Linked DNA regions of Homo sapiens: region 2 is linked to region 1. A link is a loop called in an ENCODE intact Hi-C map of the cell type or tissue named here. Cell type or tissue: heart left ventricle. All regions are shown on one strand. Links, peaks and the distances in the headings refer to the core of each region. The heading gives the core; the rest is flanking DNA.

The links. A loop is a pair of places that touch in the nucleus more often than their neighbours do. Peaks named below come from ENCODE experiments on the same cell type or tissue, not always from the same donor. Only the 100,000 strongest peaks of a DNase experiment are listed, where the experiment ranks them.
Region 2: a loop joins it to region 1, with 5 times the contacts of the local background. A loop is called at or near these places in 44 of 110 quality-filtered maps.

Annotation. Positions count from the first base shown.
Region 1 is chr9:19,024,226-19,032,467 of GRCh38, reverse strand. All of the region lies in intron 1 of SAXO1 (stabilizer of axonemal microtubules 1), which reads left to right. It also overlaps the pseudogene PSMC3P1. Among named protein-coding and RNA genes, the nearest start is that of SAXO1, 4.9 kb to the left of the region's middle. In heart left ventricle, for the core only: a CTCF peak has its summit at 3,421 (motif pointing right); a DNase peak (open chromatin) is centred at 4,625; H3K27me3 peaks cover 487 bases.
Region 2 is chr9:17,820,507-17,828,748 of GRCh38, reverse strand. No RefSeq gene overlaps it. Among named protein-coding and RNA genes, the nearest start is that of SH3GL2, 250 kb to the right of the region's middle. In heart left ventricle, for the core only: a CTCF peak has its summit at 4,405; no DNase peak of the experiment used is centred there; H3K27ac peaks cover 2,081 bases.

The DNA of each region.
Region 1 (8,242 bases), core at 1,793-5,792:
GAGATTGTTACTTTGTCAGAGAAGTATAAGGTATTAGTAAAACTTGTTCCACATTGTGTAGAGTTGAATAAGGATAATGAAAACATTACTTTCACAGTCGCCTGGCCTGCCAGGTCTCCCTTCTAACCTTTAAGGACCATCTTTGGGTGGAAGCGCAGTAAAGGTGGTCCTGGGGGAAATCATGGACTTTAGTCAGAGTCCCACGGGCTGACTGGTCTGCTGTCACTCACATGATCTCTTAGAGGCTCCTTCTATCTGCTTCCCAGGGCAGCTGGGTTTCTGCTTGGCTGGGGCAGGGAGTGGGCAGCAGAGGAGCAACAGGCAAGAGGGTTCTGAGGTCACCTTTCCTGGGCTGTCATTAATTGTGGGATCTTAGATTGGTAACTAAACTCCAGGTCATAGTCGCCTCATCTGTACCAACAATACGTACCTCATAGGACTATTGTAAGAGTTAAGATCATGTATGTGAGTCCTGGTACATGGATTGTGCTTAATATGTTAGTGTCCTGAAATCTGAAAAAAGGGCAAATATGACACATGCATATAAAAATGGTATCAGTAGTGTGGAGAATTAAAGGGCACTCTAAAAACTGGATCAGCAACCTTCTATATCTCTGGCATCAATAAATGGTTCCCAACTCTGGCTGCTGATTAGAATCACACAGGGAGTTTGAAAACTATCAGTTGCTCAGGCCGTTGAATTGATACTCTCAGAGTGGGCCCTGTCAACTGTCTAAAGGTGATTCTGGCCATTTGCTAGGACTGGGACTCACTGAACTAGATCATGTACAAACGTGGGTCTTGCTTTTGAGCTTTGTTAAGTGGGGCCAGAGCAGTGTATAGTCTAGGACTACATGTTACCAAGCAAAACCTTTTTTTCTAAGGCCGCCTTTCTTTTTTCTTTTTGGAGGCAGTGTCTTGCTCTGTTGCGCAGGCTGGAGTGCAGTGGTGCCATCTCGCTTCACTGCAACCTATGCCTCAGGGTTCAAGTGATTCTCCTGCCTCAGCCTCCTGAGTAGATGGGATTACAGGCACATGCCACCATGCCTGGCTAATTTTTGTATTTTTAGTAGAGACAGGGTTTCAACCATGTTGTCCAGGCTGGTTTTGAACTCCTGATCTCAGGTGATCGCCTGCCTCGGCCTCCCAAAGTGCTGGGATTACAGGCATGAGCCACTAAGGCCTTCTTTCTACTGGGATGCTTTACATTACCCTCCTGTGTCCTCCTGCATTGTTCTAGGCATTGGGATTGAATGTATAAGACATAGTCTCCATCTTTGCACAGCGTGCAGTCTAGGTAGGAAGGCAGAATGCTCATTAAGAGGTGCAGAGCATATATAGTGAGAAGTCTCCCTCCTGCCCCTGCAGTAGGGTTATGACTCATTTGGGTGTTCCTTCTCTGACTCTGTTCTCATTCTGTCCCTGCAAAGGAGTCACTTTCCATTGGAAGCAGAGTCTGTTCTTGTGTCTCTTCTCCTTTTCTTCTCTCCTCATCCTGTATTTTCTCCTCCATTTTATGGTTTCAGCCAATAGTTTCTCCTGTCTTCTGAATTCCAGTTTCATTTTCATCTTCTCAAAGTGCTTTGGTGATCCATCTGTCTCATTAATCTCAACTTCAACAACCTTCAAACATTATTCTGGTATCTGCCCCATTCATGGTGCCAGCAATCTTCCATTCACCCTGGGTGAAAATTTTGAATCATCTCTTACTCTCCCTCAAACAGAACATTGAATCTTTTTCTTCTTCTTATTTTTTTATTTTTTTTATTTTTTTGAGATGGAGTCTTACTCTGTCGTGCAGTGGCGCGATCTCTGCTCACTGCAACCTCCGCCTGCTGGGTTCAAACGATTCTCCTGCCCCAGCCTCCCAAGTAGCTGGGATTACAGGTACCCACCACCATGCTGGGCTAATTTTTGCATTTTTAGTAGAGATGGGGTTTCACCATGTTGGCCAGCTGGTCTTAAACTCCTGACCTCAAATGATCCACCTACCTTGGCCTCCAAAAGTGTTGGGATTACAGGCGTGAGCCACCGAGCCTGGCACATTGACTCTTTTCTAAAGTCTGGGTCCCTCCTCCATTGTAATCTTTCTTTAATTGGTCCCTTCCCTTTTATTCCGGTTACAACCTCCCTGGTTCTCTCATTTTTGTGTTTGGAAACTGGTCCTAAATTACCTTCCTAGTTTTTTTTTCTCCCATGATTCCCTTACATGAAACTACACCTTGAATTGGATCAGGTTTCTTGGCATCCCCTGAGTGGACCTGCTGATGTCCCTTTTCTGATCCTTATCCTTTCCCTTTCTCTAAAATACCTATGTTCCCTCCTCCTGCTGGACTTGTAAGGCCCGGTTTCACTTGCAAGTTCCCTGTTAACCCAGCCCTGTGGCTCCCCATCAAAGAAAAACCCCGCTCCGTGTTCTCATCCTCTATGCATCAGCATGCTTTATATCCTCGATTAATTATATGTACGCTGGGAAAACAGATATTTTCTATTTTTGTGTGTGCACTGTATCATAGCAACACAGTTTTCTTTATTAACAGCTAACACATATCTTTTTGAATGAATGGATGGCGTTTTTTGTTTGTCAAGGTCATAACATGCTGGACTGGGTTAGGAATGTAAGATTTAGAGATGTACTGTCCAGTATGGTAGCCAGCTGTGGCAATTTCATTTAAATAAATGAAAGTTAAATAAAACTAAAAATTCAGTTTCTCAGCTGCACAAGCCACATGTCAAGTGCTCAGTAGCTACTCGAGTATAGTCACTCCCATACCGGCACATGCAGATAGGGAGTGTTTCCATCACTGCGGAAAGTTCTGTTGGACAACACTGATCTTGAGTCTCATTATTTGGAAGTCTTGATCTCTCCCACCCCAATTAAATCCCTCCCACCCCAATTAAATCTGCTCAGTGACCGGTTGGGATGGAGCGAGGAATTTTATAGGTGTTTTCTAAGCTGTGGAAGTCTATATTTGGCTTTTCCAGTCTGAGGTCATGGGAAAAAGCAATGGGAAATCTGGAAGACAAGCATGCATGAAGAAGTCAGAGACAGCGCCCTTGAGTGGGAGGGGGAGACCGGGGTTCCTGAGTGAGTCACTGGTTCTCTCTGGGCTTCAGTTCCCCCATTTTTTAATCCTGGAGATTTGTGGAGACCCTCAGGGCTGCCAGGGAGGGAGAGAGGCACATTTATTCCCCCTTCTCTCTCACATTCTCTTCTTCCGAAGTTTTTCTTGAGCAAATAATTCTTTAATGTCCTTTCAACTTTAACTTTTGAGGACATTGTACTTGTTGGCGAGTGGGCTCTGGAGATGCTCAGAGGCCTGGATAAAAAGGTGTCCATCTGCAGGAGCAGCTGCCCACAGCTGCTGAGGAAAAGCCACCAATGGGTGACTCTCTTGGAGCAAGTTCTTATATTTGGCCACAAGATGGCAGACGTTTCCTGATCAATTCTCACTGCGGGTTAAACCAAATCAGCCTGAATGGAAAAGCAAAACCTTTGGAGTTCTGGATTTTATTTTATTTTTAAATAGATTTATCTTTAGTTTTCTAAAATGAGCAATTAGAGTTTAGGGTCCAGCAGAGCTCAGGAAAGTGGTACGCCTTTCAGAGTAGATGGCAGATTACGAAGTGAAAAGTGTTTCAAATGTCTAAATTTAAAGATTCCAATCACTTGTAAAACTTTTCAGTGAGCTTTGCTGGGCTAAAAAAAAAATCAGACATATTTTACTGCGTCAAGCTCAAGGCTTTGCCTCCACAACAATGCTCTACTTCTTTCCTTGAAGATCAAAATCTTGCAATTGGAATTATTACCATAGAATGTCATAATATTCTCTTTTCAACATAATCAGCACCAAAAAAGCAGAGTATTGTGGTTTGCAGAAACAGTAAGGTCAGCATCTAAATTTTTTTTGAAACTAATGTACCACTTAATTATCTTGACTTAAGAAGCTACATGGTGGGGGAGTGCTTTGAATAGAGTAACTCTAATTTTGTATATGAGAGTATAATGTTTCCAATTGCATCTGATTATCTCCAGCATTTCCTGTTATTGAAAAAATGCTACTCCGAAGAGTTTTATTTTTTATTTTTTTTGAGACGGAGTCTCGCTCTGTTGCCCAGGCTGGAGTGCAATGGCGCGATCTTGGCTTATTGCAACCTCCGCCTCCCGGGCTCAAGCGATTCTCCTGCCTCAGCCTCCCGAGCAGCTGGGATTACAGGCGCCCGCCACTACGGCCGGCTAATTTTTGTATTTTTTTTGTTTTGTTTTATTTTGCCTCTAAACCATCTTTTATTGCGCACTTCAGCCGCGAGTCCGGGGCTGGCCTGCCGTGCCCTAGGCGTAGTACTGTAGGTTGGCTTTCTTCTTGGCCTGGACCTCCAGGATGCCTTCCATGTAGTCCTCGTGGGTGAGCTCCGTGGCACCCCTGCGCAGTGCGATCATACCCGCCTCCACAGACACAGCCTTGCACTGGGCCCCGTTGAAGTCATCTGTGCAGCGGGTCAGCTCCCTCGCAGTTCACGTCAGGACTGACGTTCATCTTTTGGGAGTGGATCTGCATGATTCTGGCCCAGGCACTCGATCTTGCGGTCCAGGCCGCCCTAGCGTAGCAGGGCGGGGTCCAGGATGTCCACCCGGTTTGTGACTGCAATTACCTTAACTTGGGTGTTGGGCTGGAAGCCATCCAGCTGGTTCAGAAGCTCCAGCATCGTCCTCTGCACCTCTCGGTCCCCGGACTTCTCGCTGTCAAAGTGCTTGGTGCCTATGGCATCCAGCTCATCAGTGAAGATGATGGAGGGCGCTTTCTCCTTGGCCAGGGCGAAGGCATCCCGGACTAGCTTGGCACCATCTCCAGTGAACATCTGCACCAGCTGGGGGCCAGTCAGCTTTAGGAAGGTGGCCTTAGTCTGTGCCCTACAGGCCCAGGCCAGGAGGGTCTTCTCCGTCCCTGGGGGCCAGCACCCCTTTTGGATGTTGGATCCGCAAGTTCTCAAACTTCTCCTTGTGGTTCATTGACAAGACAGTGGCCTCCACCAGTTCCTGGATCTGCTTGTCCAAGCCCCCAGTGTCACTGTATTGCTCCGTGGGTCTCTCATCCACCTCTGTGGCCTTCACCCGCGAGTCGTACTCTGGGCAGTGTCTCCAGGATTGGATAGGAGTCTTTGTTCACACCCACCAGGTCTCCTGGCTTTAGCTTTTCAACATCCACCAATCCAATCACAGGTAGGAAGTATGTCTGTCGTGTAGAGGTTTTGATCACAGCACACTTGTCCTTCCTCTGGGAGTCCAGGTCAATATTTGGACCATCCTCCTCTTGATCATTGGGATCAACATCCAGGAGCTCGATGATGTTGGAGACAAGGTACACCAGGGTTTTGTTCACATTGATTTTCTCACTGTTCTCTTTGATCTTGTCCTTCATGGCTTGGAGCTCATGGGTGACTCTCAACAGTTAACTCTTCATGATCTTGATCTCACTGTCCAGAAGCCATGTGCGCTGGATGATCTCCTCCGTGGACATGTTGAGCACCTCCACCCCAGTTCCATCTTGCTTGGCCTCATCCCACACGGTTGCCATCTTCTTTTCTAGTTTTTGAATTTTTAGTAGAGATGGGGTTTCACCATGTTGGCCAGGCTGGTCTTGAACTCCTGACCTTGTGATCCACCCACCTCAGCCTCCCAAAGTGCTCAGACTACAGGTGTGAGCTACCACGCCCGGCCCAGCATTTTATAATATTAAACCACCTTCCATCTTTACAGTATTTTGAAAATTCAAAAAGTATTTTCCCATATATTATTATCTTACTGTGGGTCCCTCAACATGGGAAGCATTGCTTAGTTTGGAAATTCGATTCCTTGATTTTAGCCTCTCTTTTCCCTGGCGATGTTTTCAGTCTATTGAGCTGTTCTTTCCCAGATGACTAAATTTGAAACTGTGGTTAGGTGGGGGAGTGGGTGGCGCAAGGCAGGGTTGCTGTAAAGTAAAACGTTAATCAGACTTTTAAAGCTGAAAGGGATCTTAGTGGTCTCTAGCTCTTTTATTTTACAGATAAGGAAATAGAAACATTGAGATTAATTTTAATATATGGGAACATGTTAAGCTTCAGGCACAATTTAGGTCAATCAATTAAATTTTATTCATATTTTACTGGGTATCAGACACTGCTAGGTGTTAAAATTTATAGTCTGGTCTATTTTCGAGTCACACTGGACCATTTAAAAAATTGATACATAATGATTGTACATATTTCTGGGGTACAAGTGACATTTTGATATATTCATATAACATGTAACAATCAAATTAGGGTAATTAGCATATCTATCACTTCACACATTGATCATTTATTTGTATTGGGAAGCTTACAAATAATCTTCTAGCTATTTTGAAATATATGGCAAATTATAACTATAGTCACCCTACTGTATTATCAAACACTGTAATTTATTTCTTCTATCCAACTTATTTTTGTATCCATTAACCAACTTAATTAGTTCCCCCAACTCCCACAATGGGCCATTTTTGATTGTAGAGTACAATATGAAGGCTCTGGTCCAACTGAGAAAATAGTATCTGATATAAAAAAAAAAGTGTAATTCTAAAAGCCTTTTAGTAAAGTAATATAAATAGCAAATCTCCCTCCTGAGATTAAAATGTAGTAACACTACTTTTTCTAAAATTCTTGTAAAAAATTGTTAATGAAGGGATTGATATAGCTTACTTTTATATCTGATTATTTTACAGCTTACAGTGCACCATTTTAAAGATTTTGTGCAATCTTGCAGGAAATTCCAGGACTGGTTAATGTATCATGAAATATTTATGAAGCATTGGTAGTATGTGCAGCATTTCATAAAAAAGGTAGTCCCATAGAGGACTCAAAAATTGCTGAAAAGGATGTGGATTTGGCCCTTTCACAGAGCTTGTGGAGGAAGGTGATCTCAGGGGCAGCCATGTATCTGCAACTTAAATCAGTTATGTTAACCAGGGAGGAACTTGTTATTTTAATTTTGGAAAATATTTTCTTCATATCGATGGAAATTTCCTTAACCTTAGATTTTATTTTCTTAGAGTCTCTGTTACACATTAAGAGGAAGGAAAAAAAATTGAGGACTTGGTTTCATATTACATGTTTTAAGAAGAATTCTTATTTTTAATTTAAATAAAATTGACTTCATAAATTCTGATTAAGGAAAAAAAACACAAAGAACAGCCTTTAACAGATACTTGCTGATGACTTATCTTTAGCAGAATCCAGATAGAGATGCCAAGAAAAAAAAGAAAAACTTTCACGTTAAGATTGAATTTTTATTGTAGATTTCATGTACTTTTCATGTTAAGCTATGTTATGCTCCTTAAAAATGGCCTTTTTTGGATATCAGAATTAATGTTTAATTGTTCATAAATACCTTTCATCTTATAAAATGAGTACAAGTGGGTATATGTCAAATTTCAGATATTATTAGAGTACAACTTCATATTCCAATTACAGCAGTAAACATGATCTATTCGACCTTATAGTCTGCAGATGGATCCGTTCAGAGTAACATGTTCTGATTCTGTTCTGTAGTGGGCAGTTTTAAACGTCATTCCCTCCATTGATATTAAAATATTTATTACTGACCTTCAGGTGATTTATAGTTTATTTGGAAAGATGACATGTCTCGGGATGGGTGGTGGAGGGGTGGAAACAGCTACCCTTAGATGAATGAGACCAATAAAACAAGTGATGTAGGATGTGAGGGGTGGGAGAGGCGCTTTGGGATGGGGTAGCCGGGGAAGGCTTTAGGATGGAGAAGTGATGAGGAAAGTGAAGCTGGAGTGAGACTGCCTGGTTTCAAATGCTGGCTCTGCCACTTTTTTTTAAATTTTATTATTATTATACTTTAAGTTTTAGGGTACATGTGCACAACGTGCAGGTTAGTTACATATCTATACATGTGCCATGTTGGTGTGCTGCACCCATTAACTCGTCATTTAGCATTAGGTATATCTCCTAATGCTATCCCTCCCCCCCTCGCCCCACCCCACAACTGTCCCCGGTGTGTGATGTTCCCCTTCCTGTGTCCATGTGTTCTCATTGTTCAGTTCCCACCTATGAGTGAGAACATGCGGTGTTTGGTTTTTTGTCCTTGCGATATTCTTAAGGTTGGTGTGAGGATTAGGCGGGAGAGGAGCACAGGCCCTGGAGGAAAGGGTATGTTGGGGTTTAGTGCGGCTGCCCTTGCTGCAGGGCAGGGCAGTCA
Region 2 (8,242 bases), core at 1,929-5,928, 1.2 Mb after region 1:
CATTTGGGAATTCATATGGAGAGTATATGCTTTGACAAGAGACTAATCCCATCCTGAGATAGCCAGGAAAAGAAAGAGAGAGAGAGAGAGACAGAGGAATTTATGAATTTATGAGCTTTACTACCAGGGATTAAAGAGGCATAAGAGGCAGAGATACTCCCTAAACTAAAGCACATAAGCAACAGTTGGAAACATTGAACTCTACCCATATTGACCAATTTCATTTTTTCATGCCTGTGCCCCCATTTAAAGAACAGGGAGGTCTTTGTACTTGTTGATGGATATAATTTCCAGAAATGCCCTGATTTCATTTCACTAGCCTTGCTTCATTCTACCCGTAAGTATATTCATGCTTGGGAGATCACATGTTGTACTTTCCTAGTTTTTGGCTAGAAATGCATAGTTGCTGAAGGAATAGGTGGGAAAGGAGGGCTGTAGGGAGCTTGCATGCAACTTTGTAGCCGCTAGGAGAAGAGATGTTACTATGAAGATAGGAATAAGCAGGTAGAAACTTCTTCCTGGAAAACAGGAGGCTGCACATGGGACTGGCCTGGAGTTGGAAAAGTGGACCCTGAGTCTTACCTAGCAAAAAGGCCAAGAACGTTTCCTAGAAGTGAAGTGATAAAAGCACTGCTTCTAAGTGTCATTTGGGCTGGGCATGGTGGCTCATGCTTGTAATCCCAGCACTTTGGGAGGCAAAGGCAGACGGATCGTTTGAGTGCAGGAGCTAGAGATCAGCCTGGGCAACATGACAAAACACTGTCTCTACAACAAATACAAAAAAAAAAAAATAGCCAGGTGTGGTGGCACATGTCTATAGTACGAGCTATTTGGGAGGCTGAGGCAAGAGGATTGTTTGAGTCCAGGAGGTTGAGGCTACAGCTGAGCCATGTTCATGCCACTGCACTCCAGCCTGGGTGAGAGAGCAAGACCCTGTCTCAAAAAAAAAAGTGTCATTTGGAATATTCCAGTACAAATAAGCAAAACTAACACCCAGATCTTAGTTTCTAAATACCATTTTCCCCTAAAAGGAATTAGCGTTCTTTAAGAACTGGCTGATTCCAGAAGTGTACCTGGAAAAGTACAAGATAAGCGTGGAACATCTTGCTACGCGGAAGGCAAAGATGTGCTCAAAGAAGGCAAGGACTTGTCGGAAGCATAAGGGGCCATTTGAAGGAACTCAACCTGGGACAATTTGGCTCCAAAGTAAATATCAATAGTACAGATTATAGCTCATGGAATACATTAAAAATCCATGGGTCTATAGTTATGCAAATATGTAAATGAGAAATAACAGAAATCTGTTCCTTGCAGTAGGATGACAACTATTAATAATAGATACAGAAGAAATGATGTAAATGAATGCAGGAATGATGGAATAAGAAAAGAATCACCATTTGACAAAAACTGTTTGGATCCTACGCAGAAAACTATGTATTTCTTTTGCTATAAGGCATATCAGCATGACAATTGGTAAAATTTGAATAGATATGTAGATTGGATAATAGCTGTACAAATGTTAATTTCCTAGTTTGGATAATTGTGCTGTAGTTATGTAAACAAATAACCGTTTTAGGCAACAATCACCAACTGATGCTAAAACTAAGTGATAAGAAGCAGAATTTTTAGATTGTCTGGATGTATCTCCCCACCAGACTCTTATTAATTACAAATGAAAAAAAAATAGTAACTTTACAGTGTAGAAATCTCACTGACCATACGTTAACAAAGTGTTCAAAGTTGACATAACGTATAATTGTCAGTAGATAACATTTGCCTTCTGTGATGATGCACTGAGAAAAACATCATTATTTCTGTGGTATTGATTCCAAAAGGGCATAACCCGAACCAATCATGGGCAAGTGTGATGGTTACTACTGAGTGTCAACTTGATTGAATTAAGGGACACAAGGTATTAATCCTGGGTGTGTCTGTGTGGGTGCTGCCAAAAGAGACTAACATTTGAGTCAGTGGGCTGGGGAAGGCAGATCCACCCTTAATTTGGTGGGCACCATCTAATCAGCTGCCAGCGAATATAAAGCAGGCAGAAAAACATGAAAAGGAGAGACGGGCCTAGCCTCCCAGCCTACATCTTTCTCCTGGGCTTGATGCTTCCTGCCCTCAAATATCAGACTCCAAGTTCTTCAGTTTTGGGACTTGGGCTAGCTTCCTTCCTCCTCAGCTTGCAGGCAGCCTACTGTAGGACCTTGTGATTGTGTAAGTTAATACTTAATAAACTCCTCTATATATATACAATATATATAATATATAATATTAGTTCTGTCCCTCTAAGAGAACTCTGACTAATACAGCAAGCATTGGACAAACCCAAAATGAGAGACATGCGACAAATTCACTGGCCAATAATCTTCAAAAATGTCTAGGTCATGAAAAAGACTGAGGAACTTATGGGAGACTGAAGACACATGACAACTAAATGCATCATATGATCCTAGATTGGATCCTACCCAGAAAAATATATTTTTCTTTTGCTATAAGGCATATTAGTATGACAACTGGTGAAATTTGAATGGGTCTGTAGATTGAATAATAGCTGTATGAATGTTAATTTCCTGGTTTTGATAATTGTGTTATAGTTATATAAAAGAACGCCCTTGTTTCAAGAAACACACACAGAATAATTTAGGCATAAAGAAGCATTATATCTTCAGAGCACTTTCAAATGATTCAGAGAAAGAGAATGAAAAATCATCTCTGTAAAATGTTAACATGTTGGAATCTGGGTTAAAAACATATGGGAATTCTTCCAAATATTTTTCCAACCTTTCTGAAAGCCTGAAATTATTTTAAAATAAAAGGTTTTTAATATTTTTTAAATTTTAAAATAATTAAATACAAAATTCCAGGGAGTTTCTACTAAAAGCAAAAAAAAAGAAGAAGAAGAAGAAGGAAGAGAAAAAGTCACATGGAATCCCTTACAGGGTGGATGGGGTAAGGCTGGGGGTAGGAAGAGATTTCTTTTCTTGTACCCACTGTAGGTCCAGAGTGGTGACTGCCCAGCCAGATTTCCTATTTTCCTTATGTTTCCTGGCCTAATTTCATAATGCCTACAGCCAGGAAATACTGGCTTTCCACCTCCATCCAAACAGGCACCCACACATTCAAAGCCCAGATGTACACTGGAATCATCTCTGAGCATCCCTTGAGATCATACTACCCAGAGGGCAGACAGCCCAATACCTGCCTCTAACTAAAGGTCTTGATTATTTTGCTGACTGTGTCTCCTCTCCAGCTTTGGTCTTCTGTCCCTGCCCCCAAGAATCTAACCAACATTTTACAAGGTTTCAATTTTGAGAAACCACATGCTATATTGGGAAGAGCGCTGAACTGAGAGTCTTACCTCTACCATCAACTAGCTCTGTGAGCTCAGATAACTCACTTCTATAGTCCTCATACATAAAATCAAGAATTTGAATGGAATCTTCTTAAAAATAGTCTCTTTCATCTCTAAAAAGTTGAAAGGTATTTTTTAAAAGACTCCTCTGACTTTAGATAGGTTGCATCCCCATGAGAACAAACTTTTCCTCCTGAAGGAAAGAGATGAGATCTTGCACTTGATTCTCAAGGTTGACCTTGGTTTGAGTTCATGACATTGACATTGCTTTACTCAAGGGAAGGACTACAGCCAAGAGGCAACATTCCTACACCCAAGTTCTATTTTATCCCAAACCCTGCCAGCTTTGCTATGTTTAGCTTAAACTATTTCTGGATGCACAACAGTTAATCACCTCCTCCAGTGAAAAATTCAAGGAGAAAAAAATGCAAAAAAGTCCTATAATCACTCCTAAATGCCCCTAACTCTTCTCCTGGATCCCTCTCTCCCCCACCCTTCATCTCTGAGATTTCTCTGCTATCACCACAACAGTGTGCACACGAGCTGTCCCCCTGTTTCTGGAATGCTCAGTTATCTATTTCCTTTAGTCTTGGCTCAGATTCAGCAGCTACAAGCTGTCAAGGAGTTGGGAGAGAGAGACTGTGCCCAATCTGGCATGAAAGCAGGACCTGGGCACACACATTTTAGAAAATCATTCTTTGGGCTTTGCCTTCTCCCTGGGCTGTTCATCCATGCTAACATCTTTGACACTCTTTCCCCAAGTCCCAAACCTCTAGAATACCATCTGTTCTCTCAGTGACTACTAAGCACAACTCCATTTACTTTTTCAGATTTTTCTATAATCTGATTGTTCCTTTACTCAAAGAAAAAAAATTCAAGTTAGAAATATTTGTGCTCAACTTCCCTTGTGGGGCCAGATAAGGGAATACAATGGAAGTCTTATATCCTAGAGGAATGCAAGGAATCCCAAAGATGGGCACAGGCTGTTGGAGCTAAGAGTGCTTTTTATAACTGAAAACACAACAGCAACGAGAGAGTGGTGCAAGCTGGATAGACCTAGGGGGCCCCCTAAGGTCATGAAGTTTCTCTAAAAAAGAGGAGGTAAAAATATTTTAATTCCTCTAACATGTCAATTTTTTAAATTATGAAAATATCAAAATATAAAAATGTCAAACACACAAAAAGTAAAAATATCAGTACAATGAATACCCATAGCATTTTGCATATTTACTTTCTTACATTTTCATATGTATTTCCATATTTGGTTTAATATATTCTTGTGTGTTGTATTTGCATATACATGCATGTGTTTGTGTGTACAGCATTATAAAATGCCATATATATATATATATACTTTAATTTCCAAAAAATAAGGACATTTTGTGACAACATCAGTAACATTATTACCCTTAAAGTTAACAAAAATTCCATATCATGTAACATCCTGGTGTCTAATCCATTGTCCTAGTCATATAAAAAATGTGTTTTATAGTTGGTTTCTTCAGAATAGGATTTAATCAGAGCAAGCCAGTGGTCTAGCTAACTATACAGCATTTTGCATTTATCTAATAATTTCCTCTTGGTGTCATCTAACTTATCTCTCTCCACTGTTTTTCTTTACCTTGAAGATTACATCTAAAGGCGTGGTTAGATTCAGGTTAAGATTTTTGGTAATCACTCTTCATAGGTGATGCTGTATAGTTCACATTACAACATATCAAGAGGCATACGATGTCTGGTTGGGAAACTAAATTTCACCACCTGGCAAAGTGCAGTCAGTTCTGCTATAATGCCACCTATGCATTCCTGAAAACCACTGTGCTATGGAAAACTGCACATTATGAACCGTAAGACCCATGAGGAAAATTAGGTTAGAGGTCATATATTCAAAAACTTTGTCAGTGACGTGTACAAAAAAAAAGATAGATACCTATTAAAAATAGCACAGTTTTATATATGGGAAGTGATTAAGAAATATATAAATACTACAACAAATACAGCTCTTTACCTTGAAAAATACCCAAAGGACTATAAATCATGCTGCTATAAAGACACATGCACACGTATGTTTATTGCAGCACTATTCACAATAGCAAAGACTTGGAACCAACCCAAATGTCCAACAATGATAGACTGGATTAAGAAAATGTGGCACATATACACCATGGAATACTATGCAGCCATAAAAAATGATGAGTTCATGTCCTTTGTAGGGACATGGATGAAATTGGAAATCATCATTTTCAGTAAACTATTGCAAGAACAAAAAACCAAACACCGCATATTCTCACTCATAGGTGGGAATTGAACAATGAGATCACATGGACACAGGAAGGGGAACATCACACTCTGGGGACTGTTGTGGGGTGGGGGGATGGGGGAGGGATAGCATTGGGAGATACACCTAATGCTAGATGACGAGTTAGTGGGTGCAGCGCACCAGCGTGGCACATGTATACATATGTAACTAACCTGCACAATGGGCACATGTACCCTAAAACTTAAAGTATAATAATAAAATTTTTTTTAAAAGATTTAAAAAAAAAAGGAAAAAAAAAAACCTGAAATTTGTTTGTGGAGTTAGACATCAGGATTGTTGCAGCTTATGAGTTACTGTGAAGTGGTGGAAGGGAGGGTCATCTGAAGTCGGCTGGAATTTCCAGCGCTAGATGTGGTTGGGCATGGCTCGCCACACAGGCAGTGAAATGGGGTAGCTGGTAGATGTCTGAGGTGTGTACATGTGTGCACTTTGTGTATTCCTACGTGGCTTGGTTCAGCTGGGTATAGTTTTCTGCACTTACCTAGCGTTTGTTGTGTACAAAGCTGTGTATAAATATATGTGAAAGTATACTATGCTCAAAGTATATCGATTGCATTAGAAAGGTTTACATTTCAAAACAGAGTATATGAGAACTGACTGATTTTGTAATTTACATCTTCTCCTTTTCTTGATCAATCTAGCTTGATGTTTTACCAATTTTGTTGATGTTGTCAAAGAATGAGCTGCTGGTTTCATTGACTTTTTTTCTATTCTTTTGTTCTCTGGTTCATTTATTGTGCTCTTATCTGTATTATCTCCTTTCCTCTTTTCCTAGCTTCCTAAGGTGGAGGTTTAGATAATCAATTGTAGATCATTTTTCTTTTCTAAGCTTTTAGAAGTATACATTTCTCATTAAGTACTGCTTTAGCTGCATCTCACAAATCCTGATAGATTATGTTTTCACTAGCATTGGGATCAAAATATTATCTAAGATTTTTCACATTTGCAAAGATGGAGTAAACACACCTTTTCCTATTCTTTAAGTATAGCTAAAATTCCTGGACATTATGTATAAAATAAATGTAAGAAGCAAACAGCAAAAGGCAGGCAGGCTGGGGACCTCAACACATGAGGGATGACATGACTCCACATTGATATTCATGAAGCAGAAGCTTTGTAAGGATCCTGAACTCAAACTTCTGTCTGGTACTAATGAGGCAGAACCCACCTGCTGCTGGGTATCCATGAAGGCCAACTGGGGAACTTAGACTTTCATCACCACCTGTCAGCAACAAGATATGCTTCCCTTGTCCTACTAGAGCAGTGTCAGAGGAAGACTAATAAGTAAAATAGACTGTTTAAGTAAGATCCAGTATCTATCTCATGATATAATACTGAAAATACTCAAGATTCAACTGAAAATCACTTGTTATACCAAGAATCAGGAAAATCTGAACTTGAACAAGAAAAGACAATGATTAGATGAATGTATTAAAGCAAACTAAATATGGCCTGAGAAGGACTCCATACTTCTATATTTGAGTCCTTGTGGATGAACTGCAACCTAACTTAATAGGTAAGGCAAGATTGAAAACCTAACTTAGGAGTATGCACCTGTAACAATCGCTGACTCTTGGCCAATCCCAACAGCCATACTTCAACCACTCATACACTGCTGAGTGTTCAAACTATGTTCAAATAAGGCAAATACCAAACTGTAACCAATCCACCTGTTTCTGTACCTCACTTCTGATTTCTATACGTCTTTTTACTTTTTTTGTCTATAAATTTGTTCTGACCACGAGGCACCTCTGGACTCTTTTTGAATCTGCTGTGATTCTGGGGGCTGCCTGATTCACAAATCATTCATTGCTGAATTAAACTCCTTTAAATTTAATTCAGCTGAAGTTTTTCTTTCAACAGATGCCAACATCAAGATGACATAGATGTTAAAGTTATCTGACGAGGATTTTAAAGCTGAAATCATAAAAATGCTTTAAGAAGAAATATGAATACTCTTGAAATAAATGAAAAAATCAAAAATCTTTGCAAAGGAAGAGAAAGCTTCAGCAAAGAAATATAAGCTATAAATAAGAACCAAATGAAATTTTTTTTTTTTTGAGACAGAGTCTTGCTCTGTCACCCAGGCTGGAGTGCAGTGGCATGATCTTGGCTCACTGCAACCTCCCCTTCTCAGGTTCAAGCAAGTCTCTTGCCTCAGCCTCCCAAGTAGCTGGGATTACAGGTGTGTGCCACCACACCCAGCTAATTTTTTATATTTTTGGTAGAGATGGGGTTTCACTATGTTGGCCAGGCTGGTCTTGAACTCCTGACCTCAGGTGATCCACCTGCCTTGGCCTCCCAAAGTGCTGGGATTACAGGTATGAGACACTGTGCCCAACCCCAAATGAAAATTTTAGAACCAAAAAAAAAAATGAAATAGAAAATCAATACATGAACTCAGCAGTAGAATGGAAAAGACAGAAAAATATGAAAAGTGAACTTAAAGATAGAACAATAAAATTATCCTATCTAAACAACAGAGAAAAATAGACTGAAAAAAGTTAACAGTCTTGGGGACTTATGACATTATAACAAAAGATCCAACATTCATGTAATTGGAGTTT